Regions from separate parts of the Homo sapiens genome. Here region 1 is linked to region 2. A link is a loop called in an ENCODE intact Hi-C map of the cell type or tissue named here. Cell type or tissue: PC-3. All regions are shown on one strand.

Region 1 (8,000 bases), 120 kb before region 2:
ACTTATTCACACAGTTTTGTTGTGCAATTATCTGAGTTAAACTGGTATTCAAATTAGAGTATGCCAAAAGAGAGCTAAGAGAAGGTACATAAAGGGATTGGGTCATTCTGGTGGCAGAAACCTACTTTTTCTACCACAATTTTATTTGGGGCTGGCCCTGCCCTTCTTTTCCCACAAAATTGAACCATGACCAGCAAACCTTAGGCTAACGTGGTAGTAATAATACAAAGCACATATTTGTTAATCATCGTAGTTAATTTAATTGGATAGCTACCTGTACATTGTCACATTCTTCTATCACTTCCTTCGCACTGCAAGGATCTTAATTAGGATCCACCCTGGAAAATATGAAGTAACTTCCATCCAATTAGATTTATGTCAGACAAATACCATTTTTATGTAATCAGTCAAACAATTCATGAGCAGCCTGGTGCTGCCTCTAGAAGCTTGCAATTTAAGTAAGAAGGCATTTATATAATTTTATTATGTATTTATATTATCTCCTATATACAGTTGTTATATATTTATGTAATAAGATAAATAGCAATGCAAGGCTGTGCATAACTGTTATAGATAAGCAAGTGAAATAAAGATGTTTGTGTGGTTAATTAAAGAAACAGCTGCCTAAGTAGGGAAATTGCCACATATTTAGACCCTGGCCACACCATGCTTTCTCCACAGACTAGCAGCCTGCAAGATTCACATTTCTCTGACATTTTCCTGAATTGCCTAATAATCCAATCTGGTTGTATCTTTTTGTCTCTGTCTACAGAGGCTCTTGGTCATTTATAGTGAGAGAAACTCTTACTTTTTTTTTTTCCCTCTTCTATATATAGATGAGTATAGATAAGTATCACGTGATTATTTAAAGGATTGAAATTCCATTTTGATTTGCCTTTCCTGGGTAGGAAACATTTACATCATTTTATACTTTTGAGCATGAATTGCCTCTCTTTCTAGGTGTAATCAATTTCTACTCTTCAGCATACAAAAGATTTTATGAATACTATTCACTGCAGAAAGAGCTCTAAAAATAATTTTGCAGGTAGGGTTTTATAGAACACTGATAGTCTTATGTGGAACATTGGCAGGCAAAAAGAACAAAGGCACATCAGGGTAAAGGTGGTGGTAGGTGGAGCATTTCATTTCATTTGCCTCCACCAAAGAGCTTGCATTTACTGGAGAAGGAAAACAAATAAGAAACAGGAGCATCTGCACTTGCTGTTGAAGGTTTCATTTCTTATCACTGTTAAGTCACATTTGAATGGAACCATTACAGTCTTGTTGGTATGTATAACTATGCCCCCACTTTTTTTTTCCAAAAGGAAAATCTTGAATTTTATGTTTAAAAGTACAAAGAGCTGTTTTTGACATTCTGCAGTTCATTTTGGAATTCACAGTCTTAAACCTATTCATTTTCAGTAGGGTGGTAAAGAGTGCACAGTATATGGCATTTTTACGCCTAATAGCACCTCCAATGATCTGTGATGCATATTACATACACACACCTTTTAGCATCTGTTTCCACCTGACAGCTGACAGCATTAGGCTGAATGTTGTGATGAACAACTGAAATGTCAAGCAGTATTACAATGGTTTCTTATTGGAAAAAGTAAGCACCTTAGAGCTTCTTTTTAATACTTTTCCATAAAGATTTTAAAGTGACATATTTACAAGTACATAATTAAGATGACATACTCTTTAAATGCTTGTTATTCTTCCAGAAATGGAGATGGATTTGGGCTAATCAGCAGATGATTCTCCTCTTGAGCTAGGGTATAAGCATGCTTTTTTTTTTTTTTTTTTGCTTTTTTATAAGACAGAGTCTTGCTCTATGACCCAGGCTGGAATGCAGTGGCATGATCATGGCTCACTACAGCTTCAGCCTCTAGGCTTGGCCTCTCGTGTAGCTGGAACCACAGATGTGCACCATCACCCCTAATTTTTTTTTATTTTTTGAAGAAACGGTCTCACTATGTTGCCCAGGCTGGTCTCTAACTCTTGGACTCAAGTAACTCTCTCACCTTGGCCTCCCAAAATGTTGGGATTATAGGCATGAGCCACTGCAGCTGGCCTTAAGCATGCATTTTTGTTTTGTTTTGTTTGTTTTGAGACAGAGTCTTATTCTGTTGCCCAGGCGGGAGTGCAATGACACAATCTCGGCTCACTGCAATCTCCGCCTCCTGGGTTCAAGCGATTCTCTTGCCTCAGCCTCCAAGTAGCTGGGATTACAGGAATTCACATCACTCCTGGATAATTTTTTTTTTTTTTGTATTTTTAGTAAAGATGGGGTTTTCCTATGTTGGCCAGGCTGGTCTCGAACTCCTGACCTCAAGTGACCCACCTGCCTCGGCCTGCCAAAGTGCTGGGATTACAGGCATGAGCCACCATGCCTGGCAAAGCATGCATTTTGTTCAGGAAAATCTATTTTGCATCCATATTACTGACTATTCTTAAAAATATATGTATACAGGATTGTTAGAATTAATAATTGCTAAGATTCTGTCTTAATATTTATTTATTTGACTGATTTTCATATTATTCAGTTCAGCACGGAGAATGAGAGTTACAGGTTTGTTTTCTTATTCTTCTGCCATACTTGGGATTTTTGTCTAGTGGTCACAAAATATTTCCTAGAAATATATTTTCCTAGAATTACCCCCCAAAAAATAAAATTACTTTAAAAAAAATCTGTCTTTAGTACACAAATTCAGACATGCTTTGATCATGTGCTAAAAATTAAATAAGCAAATAAAATATCGAACAAAGCAAAGTTGGTCAAGGCTATGGCTTCAAAAAAATGCCAGCCAGTGTTGCCCACCCTAAATATTTCTCTCCCATCTCTTGGCCTGAATATACTTCAGGAGAGAAGCTGTTATGCTCATCTTTCATTAAAAAGTTTCTAGTTTTCATGTGCATTCTCAGATTGAAAACCTTTAGAACCAGGTTTTGGGTATTAGATAAACAATACACTGTTTAATCTATGTTGACTAATTAATCATTTGTAACTTTTTAGGTACTGCTTAGGATGAATATGATTTGGAGAAATTCCATTTCTTGTCTAAGGCTAGGAAAGGTGCCACACAGATACCAAAGTGGTTACCACCCAGTGGCCCCTCTGGGATCAAGGATTTTAACTGACCCAGCCAAAGTTTTTGAACACAACATGTGGTGAGTTTTCTTTTTAAATCTGATATTATGTGTGTTTCTTAAATATCACCAGTGGTATTATTTTCATTTAGAATTAAGAAAGGGTTTTTAAAGCTGATGACCTAACTCATGTTGTAGAGGTCCAAAAGCTAGGGTAACCGATCCTGACTTAAGTGTTGCTGATTCTGAATTTCATTGCAAATGGAATTGGAAGAGTGAAACTTTCCATATGCTTTTAGTAGCCTTGGAGTTCTTGCAGGCCCTTCCTACTTACCTCTGATCCTGATTTGCCTGCTGTCACTGGGTGGGGGTGAGGATTCTTTCCTAGGTGGGGCCCTCCTCCTGCTCCACAGTTCCTTCCCTCTTTTTCATACTTGTCATCCAGCAAATGCAGATCAGTACCTGTGTCTTACTGAGCACCAGGGAGATCATATTGGTATGATTCTCGTCTATGCTTTCAGGGAATCCACCCTATTTGGAAAGATAGATATTTACAGAAAAAGCTGATAATTACCCCTACAAGGCAGTAAATTGTGAGGGCTCAATGAGTGTTACAGACTATATGCCATATGAGAACAACTCAGTAATGCAAAAACACTTCTGTTTGGGCATAGTCAGAAAGATTTCTTAAAGTGAGGGAAACTGAGATTACGATTACAGGCACACCTCAGAAATGTTGTAGGTTTGGTTGAGACCACTGCAGTAAAGCAAATATTGCAATAAAGTGAGTCACACAATTTTTTTGGTTTCCCAGTGCATATAAAAGTTATGTTTACACTATACTGTAGTCTCTTAAGTGTACAATAGCATTATGTCTAAGAAAACAGTGTACAAACCTAATTAAAAAGTAATTTCTTGCTAAAAAATGCTAACAGTCATCTGAGCCTTCAGTGAGTCATAATCTTTTTGTTGGCAGAGGGTCTTACCTCAGTGTTGATGGCTGCTGACTGATCAGGGTGGTGGTTGGAGTGGCTGTGGCAGTTTCTTAAAATAAGACAACAATGGAGTTTGCATCATCAACTGACTCTCCCTTTCATGAAAGATTTCTCTGTAGCATGTGATGCTGTTTGATAGCATTTTACCTACAGTAGAACTTTCAAAATCAGTCAGTCCTCACAGATCCTGCCACTGTTTTATCAACTAAGTGTATGTAATATTCTAAATATTTTGTTTAATATTTAGAATTTTGTCTAAATTCTTTGTTGTCTAAATTATGTCTAAATTCTTTGTTGTCTAAATTATGTCTAAATTCTTTGTTGTGATTTCCACAGTGTTCACACTGTCTTCACCCCAAGTAGATTCCATCTCAAGAAACTACTTTCTTTGCTCATCCCTACAAAGGAACTCCTCATCTGTTCAAGTTTTATCATGAGATTGCAGCAATTCAGACTAAATCTTTAGGCCCCACTTTTAATTCTAGTTCTCTTGCTGTTTCCACCATATCTGCCGTTACTTTTTCCACTGAAGTCTTGAACCCCTTATCATCCATTAGAATCAACTTCTTCCAAACTCCTATTGATGTTATTATTTTGACCTCCTCCCATGAATCACAAATGTTCTTAATGGCATGTAGATTGGTGAATCCTTTCCAGAGTGTTTTCAGTTTACTTTGCCCAGATCCACTAGAGGAATTACTATTTATGGCAGCTATAGCTTTACGAAATGTAGTTCTTAAATAAGACTTGAAAGTTGAAATTACTTCTTGATCCAAGGGCTGCAGAATGGATATTGTGTTAGTTGGCATGAAAGCAACATTAATATCCTTGTACATTTCCATCAGAACTCTGGAGTGACAAGGTATATTGTCAGTGAGCAGTAGTATTTTGCAAGGAATTCTTTTTTCTGAGCATTAGGTCTCCACAGTGGGCTTAAAACATTCAGTAAACCATGCTATAAACAGATGTGTTGTCATCCAGGCTTTGTTGTTTCATTTATAGAGTATAGGCAGAGTAGATTCAGTATAATTTTTAAGGGCCCTAGGATTTTGGGAATAGTAAATAAGCACTGGCTTCAACTTAAAGTCACCAACTGCCTTAGCCCTTAACAGGAGAGTCAGCCTGTCCTTTGAAGCTTTGAAGCCAGGCATTGACTTCTCCTTTCTGGCTATGAAAGTCTTAGATGACATCTTCTTCCAATAGAAAGCTGTTTTATTTACATTGAAAGTTTGTTTTTTAGTGTAACCACCTTCATCAGTGATCTTAGCTGGATCTTCTGGATAACTCGATGCTACAGCTTCTCCATCAGCACTTACTGCTTTGCTTTGTACTTTTATGCTATGGAGATGTCTTCTTTCCTTAAACCTCATGAACCAACCTCCACTAGCTTCACTTTTCTTCTGCAGCTACCTCATCTCTGTGAGCCTTCATAGAGTCAAAGAAAGTTAGGGCCTTGCTCTGGATTAGGCTTTGGCTTATGGGAATATTGTGGCTGGTTTTATCTTTTATGCAGACCACTAAACCTTTCTCCATATCAGTAATGCTATTTCACTTTCTTTTCATTCATGTATTCACTGGAGCAGCATTTTTTTTTTTTTTTTTTTTTTTTTTTTTGTGAGACAGGGAGACTCTGTCACCCAAGCTGGAGTGCAGTGGTGTGGTCACGGTTCACTGAACCTTCACCTGGGTCAAGTGATTCTCTGGCCTCAGCCTCCCAAGTAGCTGGGACTATAGGCATTCACTGCCATGCCTGGCTAATTTTTGTATTTTTTGTAGAGATGGGGTTTCACCATGTTGCCCAGGCTGGCCTTGAACTCCTGAGCTCAAGTGATCTTTCCAACTCAGCCTCCCAAAGTGCTGGGATTACAGGTGTGAGCCATAGCACTCAACCTGGAGTAGCATCTTTAATTTCCTTTAAGAACTTTTCCTTTGCATTTCACAAGTTGACTAGTGCTAGAGGCCTAGGTTTTGTCCTATCTCAGCTTGCAAAAGGCCTTCCTCACTAAGCTTAATCTTTTCTAGCTTTTGATTTAAAATGAGATATATATAACTATTCCTTTCATTTGAACACGTAGAGGCCATTGTAGGGTAATCAACTGGCCTCATTTCATTATTGTTTTGTCTCAGGGAGTAGGGGAACCTGAGGAGAGGGAAATAGACAGGGAAAGCCAGGTCAGTGGAGCAGTCAGAACACACATAACATTTATCAATTAAATTAGCTGTTTTATATGGATATGGTTCATGGTACTCTAAAACAATTACAATAGTAACATCAAAGATCACTGATCACAGCTCATAACAGATATAATAATAATGAAATAGTTTGAAATATTGCAAGAATTACCAAAATGTAACAGAGACATGAAATGAGCACATGCTGTTGGAGAAATGGTGCCAATAGACTTGCTCAATGCAGGGTTGCCACAAACCTTCAATTTGTAAAAAATGCAATAGCTGTGAAGTGTGATCAAGCAAAGCATAATTATACAAGATATGCCTGTATTTATATTGCCTGCAGTACATAGCACAATGCCTGACACACAAATATTGTTGAATTAATGCTTTGAATAGGTAAACTGAAATAAGGGCATTCTAGGTGGATAGAAAATCATAAAGCACTGAGATGAGGAAATATAAGGCATTTTCATGAGATAGAGGATAGGATAGTTTGCCTTAAGAAAGGCTTTTCTAGGAGATTGGTGAAAGATAAGGTTGGAATGACATAGGCCAGATGGGGGGTAGGTTTAAGATGTGCATGGTCCTGAATTCATAGCTGAAGTATAAGGCATTATAGAGCCACTGAAGATAAATAAATGACATTATATTTAGTGTATTAAGTGTATATATTTGGTAACACCATGCTAGACTGATCAGCAGGAAGAATTAGAAGCAGAAAAGGGCCAGTGAGCAAGAGATCGTGACAGAAGAATAAACAGAATTTGGTGCTTGTGCAGAGTAAAGAAAAAGGAAGAAGTTGACTCTGAAGTTTTGATCTTAAGTAACTGATAGAAATAGGAAAATCAAGAGGTAAATGTATTTGTTTTATTTTGGAAGAAAGATGGTTAATTTGGTTTTAGACATTTTGAATAATAGGCTTTGTGAGCAGGACATTCAGGTGTAAATGTCCAGCACGCAGACACTGCTGCTGGGAAGAGGGAGAGTGGTCAGAGCTGAAGAAGTCAAGTTGGGCATGATATCTGCAGACAAAATTGTTATCAGACTAGCCTCTGGAACAGCATCTCTGGGGCTAGGAAGGTGATTCATGGGCTTTTTATGTTTTTATTGCAACCGAATCTCAATTTTGAAAGGGAATACATTGATTTTTTAATTAATTAGTTCTACACTATACAATATGGTAGTCACTAGCCACAGGTGGTTATTCAGCACTTGAAATATATTAATAACTGGGCTGAATTGAGATGTACTGTAAAATTTTAAAAACTTAGTACAAAAAATAAGGTAAACAATCTCAATTTTTATATTGAATTATATGTTAAAAGTGAATGAAAATTTGGATATATGCAATTAAATTATATATATATGCACATACATACATATATATATTTAAAAAAAAATTTTTTTTTTAATTTTTTTTAAATAAGACAGAGTCTCGCTCTGTCGCCCTGGCTGGAGTGCAGTGATTCAATCTCAGCTCACTGCAACCTCTGCCTCCCAGGTTCAAGCAATTCTCCTGCCTCAGCCTCCTGAGTATCTGGGATTATAAACATGCACCACTGAAAGGGAAAAAGCTCCTATGTCCCCCTCGCTGGATGTGCGATGGGGGTGTGGCTCACTTCTTCAGTGCCCCGCTGCTCAGACCTCTAGGGGAGCATACAGATGGGCAGGCTGTGGGGCTCCTACCCCATGACAGTGTATAGGGGTGAGTGTTTACAGCTCCTGAAGTCCCAGTGAGCG
Region 2 (8,000 bases):
TTCATGGTCACGTCAGTGCCAGTGTTTCTTGATTCTATGATTCTAGGTGCTAGGACACCTGGGATCCCTAGTTGTGCATATTTGACAATACTACTACTTTTTAAGTTGCCTGCTATTAAGGGCTGAGACAGGGTAAGGTCCCTAGTGGGCTGAATTGAGTGTGTGGTGATCTCCAGAATGGCCAAAGGCAAAAGGCGCATCGAAGATTGGGACAATAAGGGTAATGTCAGTCATCAAAACTAAGGGTCAGGAGCAAGGGCTTTGTATAGGAGCCAGGGATCCCAGGAAGAGGTCAGGCTAGAGGTTGCCAAGCTAGACTGCAGAGCTGAGTGGTGACTGGCTTCCTTATGTTGGCCATAGGTGGTGCTGGACCCCAGAGTTCTGTTAGACTTCTCTGTGTCTCAGTCTCCCTTGCTGTAAAACAGTGCTATTAATTGCTATTTTTCTACCAGTTAGGCTAGAGATAAATGGAAATACAAACTTTGGAAAGAGCTAGACCTTAATTTTTTTTTTCTCAAATAAAAAACTAAATGTTAAATTTATTTAAGTTGGAGTAAAAATAAAAATTGGTGAATTTGAGTAAGAGTATATGGGAGTTCTTTGCACTATTCTTGCAGCTTTTCTGTAAGCTTAAAATTACATAATTGGATTCATGTGGACATAAAGATGGGACCAATAGACACTGGAGACTCCAAAAGGAGGAAAGGCGAGCAAGGCTGAAAACCTTCCTATTGGGGACTATGTTCACTATCTGGGTAATGGGACCAATAGAAAGAAGCCCAAACCCCAGCCCCATATGACATACTCTTGTAACAAATCTACACATGGACCCCCCTGAATCTAAAATAAAAATGAAAATGTAAAGATAAAATTACATCAAAACTTTAAGTTCCCAAGGAAAAGAGGAAAAACTTATTTAAGAAGGAGAGCGAGGCCAGGTGCAGTGGCTCACGCCTATCATCCCAACATTTTGAGAGGCCTAGGCAGGAGGCTCACTTGAGCCCAGGAGTTAAAGACCAGCCTGGGCAACGTAGTGAGACCTTGTCTTTACTAAAAAAAAAAAAAAAAATTTAGCTGGGCGTGGTGCCACACACCTGTAGTCCCAGTTACTCAGGAGCTGAGGCAGGAGGATAGCTTGAGCCCAGGAGTTCGAGGCTGCAGTGAGCGGTAATTGTGCAACTGCACTCTAGCCTGGGTGACAGAATGAGACCCTGTCTCAAAAAAATAAAAAAGAAAAGAAAAGAAATTTACCCACAGTTTCTTTAGAGTTGATTTTGGCCCAGCATGGTAGTGTGTGTCTATAGTCTCACCTACTCTGGAGGCTTAGGCAGGAGGATCATTTGAGCCCAGGAGTTTGAGGCTCCAGTGTACTATGGTCATAACTGTGAATAACCCCACTGCAGGCCAGCCTGGGCAACATAGGGAGATCCGTCTCTAAAAACAAACAAACAAAAAAAGGATTGATTTTGTATGCATAGATGAACTGCTTCCAAGGCAAAACATCCAAATCATATTAAAATGTCTTTTAACATTGACCCTGAAAGTACATCCAAATACCAATGTATTCGTATCAACAACTCTAATTTGTCATTAAAAATTCAAGCAGCAACACTTCCAGATTTATCAGCTGATGATAAACACTTTCATTGTACACTTAAATATTGTGAATTTTATTATGTCAATTGTAATCAATAATTTTTTTAAAAAGGAAAACTTTAAAAATAAGTCATTCCTTTTTATTGCCACACTATTTTTATCCCAGTGGATATCTGGTGTTAGGATCGCAGTAACTGCCATTGGTAATAAATAATAAACAGCATCAATTGATGAATGTTGAACATGGGACACTTGGAATGACCTAAATTCCCACCTTCTCTCTTTTGTCAGTATAAATTAAAAATAAGAGAGAGCAGGTGGTTAACATAATGGAATTTGCTTCACCAGGAGGCTGCTGTGGTGAATTATTTGATCTGAAATAAAAAGGTGATAACGATGGGGATCATTTGAGATCAGATGTATCAACTCTCCTTTTTATTCTAGAGCAAATATTAGAGGGTTGAATGATTCTCAAGCTGTAGATATTTCTCAGGTCTATTTTTAAGCTCAAACTGGCTCTTTCCCAGAAAGAAGAGAAACAAAAATCTACTGGCAGTAAAGCCTTTACCTTTTTTCATTGAATTTTCTGAGGGGATTTAAAAAAAAAATCTTCTAAAAATCCAGGACAGATGGAGCATTATGAAGAACACTGCAAAACAGAATACTTTCAGGGAGTACTTAGAAGAAAATAAAATGTTCAAAAAGACCTTGTCTTCAAAAAAAAAAAAAGAAAAAAATCGGTTGACTAAAGACAAAGTATCTGATGTAGTAAAACATTTGCCCCATCTAGGCGCGGTGGCTCACGCCTGTAATCCCAGCACTTTGGGAGGCCGAGGCAGGTGGATCACAAGGTCAGGAGATGGAGACCATCCTGGCTAACACGGTGCAACCCCGTCTCTACTAAAAAAAGTACAAAAAATTAGCCAGGCGTGGTGGCGGGCGCTTGTAGTTGCAGCTACTTGGGAGGCTGAGGCAAGAGAACGGCTTGAACCCGGGAGGTGGAGCTTGCAGTGAGCCGAGATTGCGCCATTGCACTCTAGCCTGGGAGACAGAGCGAGACTCTGTCTCAAAAAAAAAAAAAAAAAAAAAAAAAATTTGCCTTTCTTTGAAGGAACTGAAAACAATGAAACCCAGTCACATTAAATTGTTCTCAAAGTTGGTGTATCAGGCACCAGTCCAAAGGATTTCCACCCGAAAAGTTGGTAGAATTCTTTTTAGCAATAAGATAGTTGAATGATTTGGGTAATGTTGCAGAGAACTGGTAAAAATGTTGCTCATTAACATTCATTCTCTCTTTTTCCTAACTCTAAAACTATTCTTTAGCTATCAGAAAAGTTAAATTTAATACAGTGTAAACTCTCCAAGGGGAAAGGAATAGCAGAAAAATTCCAGATGTCTCAGCCCTGTTGTGTGCTCACAGAGGTTGCACAATTTCCACTTGTAGATGGGTGAAAAGGTGTTAGAATCAGTTACCTGGCTCTTTGTAACATGTAAAGAATGTGAGGTGGCCTATGCCAGCCTGGAGGGAGAGTGAGAAGGGCTCTGAATGTTGACATTACTTCCCAGTTCACCATGACTCATTCATCTGACTTGCTACCAAACCATTGGGAATGAGCCAGTATAAGGGAACATGTTACAGCAGCCAGTGAAATAGACCAAAAAACTGTCAGTCCCAGGAAAGTACTGGAGAGGAGAATTGCAAGTGTGGTGGCGAATCTTTGCCAAACAGATACAGTTGATTTTTTTTTTTTTCCTTAAAAAGTCACACTTGACAAATCCTTCCTGAGTTTCAAGGGGAAAAGACACATAAACTTCCGTTTTGCTATCAATAAAGGTAGCAGGATATAAAAGGCTTAAATACCATCTTAAGAATAAAACATAGAGGCAACATGGCAAGCTATAGCAAGAAAAGAAAAAATAAAATAAACGAAGAAAAAGAAGTGCAGTGAAAAACAACAAAAGAAAAATCTTCCTTGAAGGGAAACTGGGAGCACATTTCCTTGGCTGAAGATCCAGTGTGAATAAAAGGGGGAGAAAATAACATCTTGATAAGACCAAATGAAATGGCAAACCAACCTTTAGTATTAATGAGCTTGTCAAGAGATCTTTAGATGGGTGATTTGGAGTGCTGGCATTTTGACACCTGAGGCTGTTTACTAAGCTTAAAGGAATTGGCAAAAGTCTCAAAATGCTTTCAAAATCACTTCATTGTGATTCTCTTTAGATGAGCAAAATCAAATAGATGCCTATAGCTCATAGATGCCTATAGCTCATAGATGAGGGGGTATGAAAAAGCATGAATGTGTTGTTGTAACAAATCCAAAGTGTTTGTAAACCATTGTCTGTGTCTTTGAATGTTTGGAATTGCAGGATGATTGCAGAAAGGATGACCTACAAGTGGATGGTCAGATCTGGCTGCAAATGGATGTCTGAAAGAAAACGGGGATCCTAGGAAACCCATCACAGCCCTCTATGAGCTTCAGAAACCAGCAAGGTTAATTATGTCATTGCCTCTAAGTGAATGCAGGTGACATTGTTTTGATAATTTGATGAACATGCCTCCTCCAGGAACAGTGTGATCCAAGATGCCAGGTCCATTTCAGGGCCTGAATCAGATGTCCGGAATCTCAAAAAGACTGGGAATTAGAACTGGGTTCTCAAGGGGAAGGACTTCTTAAGGGAAATTTTTTTCTTGGCTAAAGAGACACTCAGGAGGAAATGTCTTTTCTTTTGCTGCCATTGAATGACTAGATCATCTATCTATCTCTCTCTCTGTCTATCTATCTATCTATCTATCTATCTATCTATCTATCTATCTATCTATTGTTATATTCAAAAAATATTTTCTCAGCATCTACTGTATGCCAGGGATTATGGTAGGTGCCGGGGATAAAATTAGTTAATAAGACCCGCACGGAGTTTACATTCTAATGAGAGAGTCCCAAATAAACAAGTACGCAGATAAATATTATACTTACAGATTCTGAAGAGTTCTGAAGAAAAAAAAGAGGGTGATGAAGAGTGAATAAAAAGGTGACTAAATTGAGTAAAGGTCCCTTTAGTCAGAGTGGTCAGGCCATGAGAGGCAAGTCTTGAGTGAGAAAAAGCTAGGCCTATGGATGAAAAGCAGTGACAAGGAAGGAAAGAGTATTTCAGTTAAAGGGAACAGCAAGTACAAACCTATGAAGTAGAAAAGAAGAGGCATGCTCTACAGTGGTTGAGTCAAGGGAAGAGTGATAGTAGATGAGGTTGCAGGGACAAGAAATTAAGATTTTATTCTGAGTGCATTGGGAAATCATTAGTGGCTTTTAAGGCAGAGAATAAGGTTAGTCATATTTTAGTAAGATCACTTTGGCTGTTACATGAAAAATGTATTGGAGGAGGACAAATACGGAAGCAGTAAGACCAGTTAGTTGGTACCAGGTGATAGTGACTTGTGCTGTTTATCCCATTAATACGGTTTGGATCTGTGTTCCCACCCAAATCTTGTGTTGAATTGTAATCCCCAGTGTCAGAGGTGGGGCCTTGTGGGAGGTGATTGGATCATGGGGGTGGTCTTTCATGAATGGGTTAGCACCATATCCTGGCGAGGCTCTCCTGACACTGAGTGAGTTCTCATGAGTTCTACTTGTTTAAAACTGTGTGGCACCTTACCCGCCCCTCCCACCCCACCCCCAGCACTTCATCCTGCTCTGGCCATGTGAAGCTCTTCACTCGCCTTTTGCCTTCTGCCATGACTGGAAGCTTTCCGAGCCCTCCCCTGAAGCAAATGTTGCCATGCTTCCTGTATAGCCTGTGGAACCATAAGCCAATCAAACCTGTTTTCTTTATAAATTACCCAGTCTCAGGTACAGGTATTTCTTTATAGTAGTGTGAGAACAGACTAATATACCCACCGAGAGGGAATCTCTACACCTCCTTCTCTTGACTCTGGGCATGCGTGTGGCTGCTTCTACCAATAGAGTAGCAGTGGAACCAACCCCGGGACATCCACATTTAGATCATAAAAGGACATGGGAAGCCTCTGTCTTGTCTGCTAGGACATTGCATGGTCTATCACATAAGAAGTCCATCTCAGGCTAGGCTCTGTGGCTTACACCTGTAATCCCAAACTTTGGGAGGCTGAAGTGGGCAGATCACTTGAGGCCAGGAGTTTTTTTTGTTTTTTTTTTTTTTTTTTGAGACAGAGTTTCACGCTTGTTGCCCAGGCTGGAATGCAATGGTATGGTCTCAGCTCACTGCAACCTCTGCCTCCCAGGTTCAAGTGATTATCTTGCCTCAGCCTCCTGAGTAGCTGGGATTATAGGCACACACCACCACACCGGGCTAATTTTTGTATTTTTAGTAGAGATGGGGTTTCACCATGTTGGCCAGGCTGGTCTTGAACTCCTGACCTCAGGTGATCCACCCACCTCGGCCTTCCAAGTGCTGGGATTACAGGCATGAGCCACCGCTCCCAGCCCGAGGTCGGGAGTTCTAGACCAGCCTGGCCAACATGGTGAAACTCTCTCTCAACTATAAACACAAAAATCAGCTGGACATGGTGGAACGTGCCTGTAATCCCAGCTACTGGGGAGGCTGAGGCAGGAGAATTGCTTGAACCCGCAAAGCAGAGGTTGCAGTGAGCCAAGATCTTGCCAATGTATTCAGCCTGAGGCAACAGAGCGATACTCCGTCTTAAAAAAAAAAAATAAGTCCACCTCAGCTGGGGACGGTGGCTCACACCTGTAGTCCCAGCTACTAGGAAGTCGGAGGAGGGAGGATCACTTGAGCCCAGGAGTTCAAAGCTGCAGGAGCCATAATCACACCTCTGCATTCCCATTCTAGCCTGGGCAACAGAGTGAGACCTCATATAAATAAAAATAAGGAAGCCCACCTATCCTGAGACTGCCCCGCTATGAAGGAATCCAAGTCACATGAAGTGTAAATGTTCCATTCAGCAGTCCCAGCTAAGGTCCCGGTCAGCAGCCAGCATTGACCACCAGATGTGTGAATGAAGAGGCCTTCAGATGATTGCAGCCCCTATTGTTAAGGCAACCCCAACCTCCGAGTCTTCCCAGCAGAGGATTCAGCTACTATGGAGTCAAGATAAGTCATTCCCACTGTACCCTGTCTGGGGTCCTGACACATGAAGATTGGAAGTGGTTTGTCACATAGCAATAGTAACTGAAACACTGGGAGAGGGACGTCTTTAAGAGGAGAAATTAAGTTCCCAATGAGATTTTAAAGATGTACTAATGAAACAATCAAGTAGAGATATCAAGTAGTTAGTTGGACATGTGAGCGTAAGCAGACTTCTTGGCTGGAGATATACTAATGGCAAACAGCATATGGATGTCATTTAATTTCCCAGGCCTGGGTGAGATCACCTACAGCAGGAGGTGGACAGAGAAGAGGAGCTGGTTCAAGACCTCATTCTGAGGAAGCCCAGTATTTAGAGGTAGGGAAGAGAAGGAAGAGCCAGAAAAGGGAATTGAGACAGAGTGCCCAGGGAGGCAAGAAAAAAAAAACACCCAAGAGAATGGTTTGTCACAAAAGCTGAGAGAGAACATTATTTCCAGAACAAAGAGAGCGGTCAACTTTGTGGGAAACTATTGAGAGTCAAAAAAGATAAGAGAAAAATGGTCATTAGATTTGGCAACAAAGAGATCACTTGAGACCTTGAAAAGAACAATTTCAGTGGGAGTGGATGGGGCAGACACATAATGGGGGTTTTGATCTCTCAGGGAAAGAAGAGCAGTCTATTATTTCAGAAAAAGTTGGATCAGCCATGCCATATGCAGCTAGCTTAAGTGCTACTGAAACGACACAATTTACCTGCTTAGACAAACAGCATAATGTAGCAAACAGCATAAATTTTTAGCATTAGACAGAACTGGGTTGAAATTCTACAGACAAATTACTTAAACTCATTATGGTTCAGTTTGTTTATCTGTAAACTGCAGAGGAAAAAACCACTTTTCTTCTATTCTCCTAGGTTCTACAGTTAGGAACCTAGAAATTGAACTGACAAAAGACAGGTTAACAAGAGAAAAACAGAGCTTATGAATGTGTGCAATGCACATGCATTTGGGAGAAACTCAGTGATGAGTGTAACTTGCAGGAGTAGTTGTTATGTAGCATCGTAACAAAGATGCTACATAAAAACTACTCAGTGATGAGTAGTTTGCAGGAGTAGTTGTTATGTAGCATCGTAACGAAGAATGGTGTATTTGTAGAGATGTGGCAAAACGAAGGAAAAGGGGTTTAAGCTTTTGGAGTGACAAATTGTGGGGAGGTAAATATGTGGAGAGAAACTAATGGAAAATAGGAGTTATTTTATTAGGGTTTACTATGTAGGTACCTTTTGGTGCTATCTCTGGGCTAGAGTTATCTCCTCGTCTCTAGTGATTATGAGTCTAAGA

The links. Peaks named below come from ENCODE experiments on the same cell type or tissue, not always from the same donor. Only the 100,000 strongest peaks of a DNase experiment are listed, where the experiment ranks them.
Region 1: it touches region 2 in a loop (4-fold over the local background); 2 of 110 quality-filtered maps call a loop at or near these places.

What each region holds. Positions count from the first base shown.
Region 1 is chr2:171,387,214-171,395,213 of GRCh38, reverse strand. It overlaps METTL8 (methyltransferase 8, tRNA N3-cytidine), which reads left to right. Exons shown (of 10, transcript NM_001321154.2): 2 at 3,017-3,171. The coding sequence starts at 3,029. Among named protein-coding and RNA genes, the nearest start is that of METTL8, 43 kb to the left of the region's middle. RefSeq lists an enhancer at 7,681-8,000. In PC-3, no CTCF peak of the experiment used is centred here; a DNase peak (open chromatin) is centred at 4,093; H3K4me3 peaks cover 954 bases; H3K27ac peaks cover 2,813 bases.
Region 2 is chr2:171,267,309-171,275,308 of GRCh38, reverse strand. It overlaps LOC105373737 (a long non-coding RNA gene), which reads left to right. Exons shown (of 3, transcript XR_923573.3): 2 at 3,967-4,090; 3 at 6,537-8,000. Among named protein-coding and RNA genes, the nearest start is that of TLK1, 110 kb to the right of the region's middle. In PC-3, no CTCF peak of the experiment used is centred here; a DNase peak (open chromatin) is centred at 3,138; H3K4me3 peaks cover 479 bases; H3K27ac peaks cover 1,105 bases.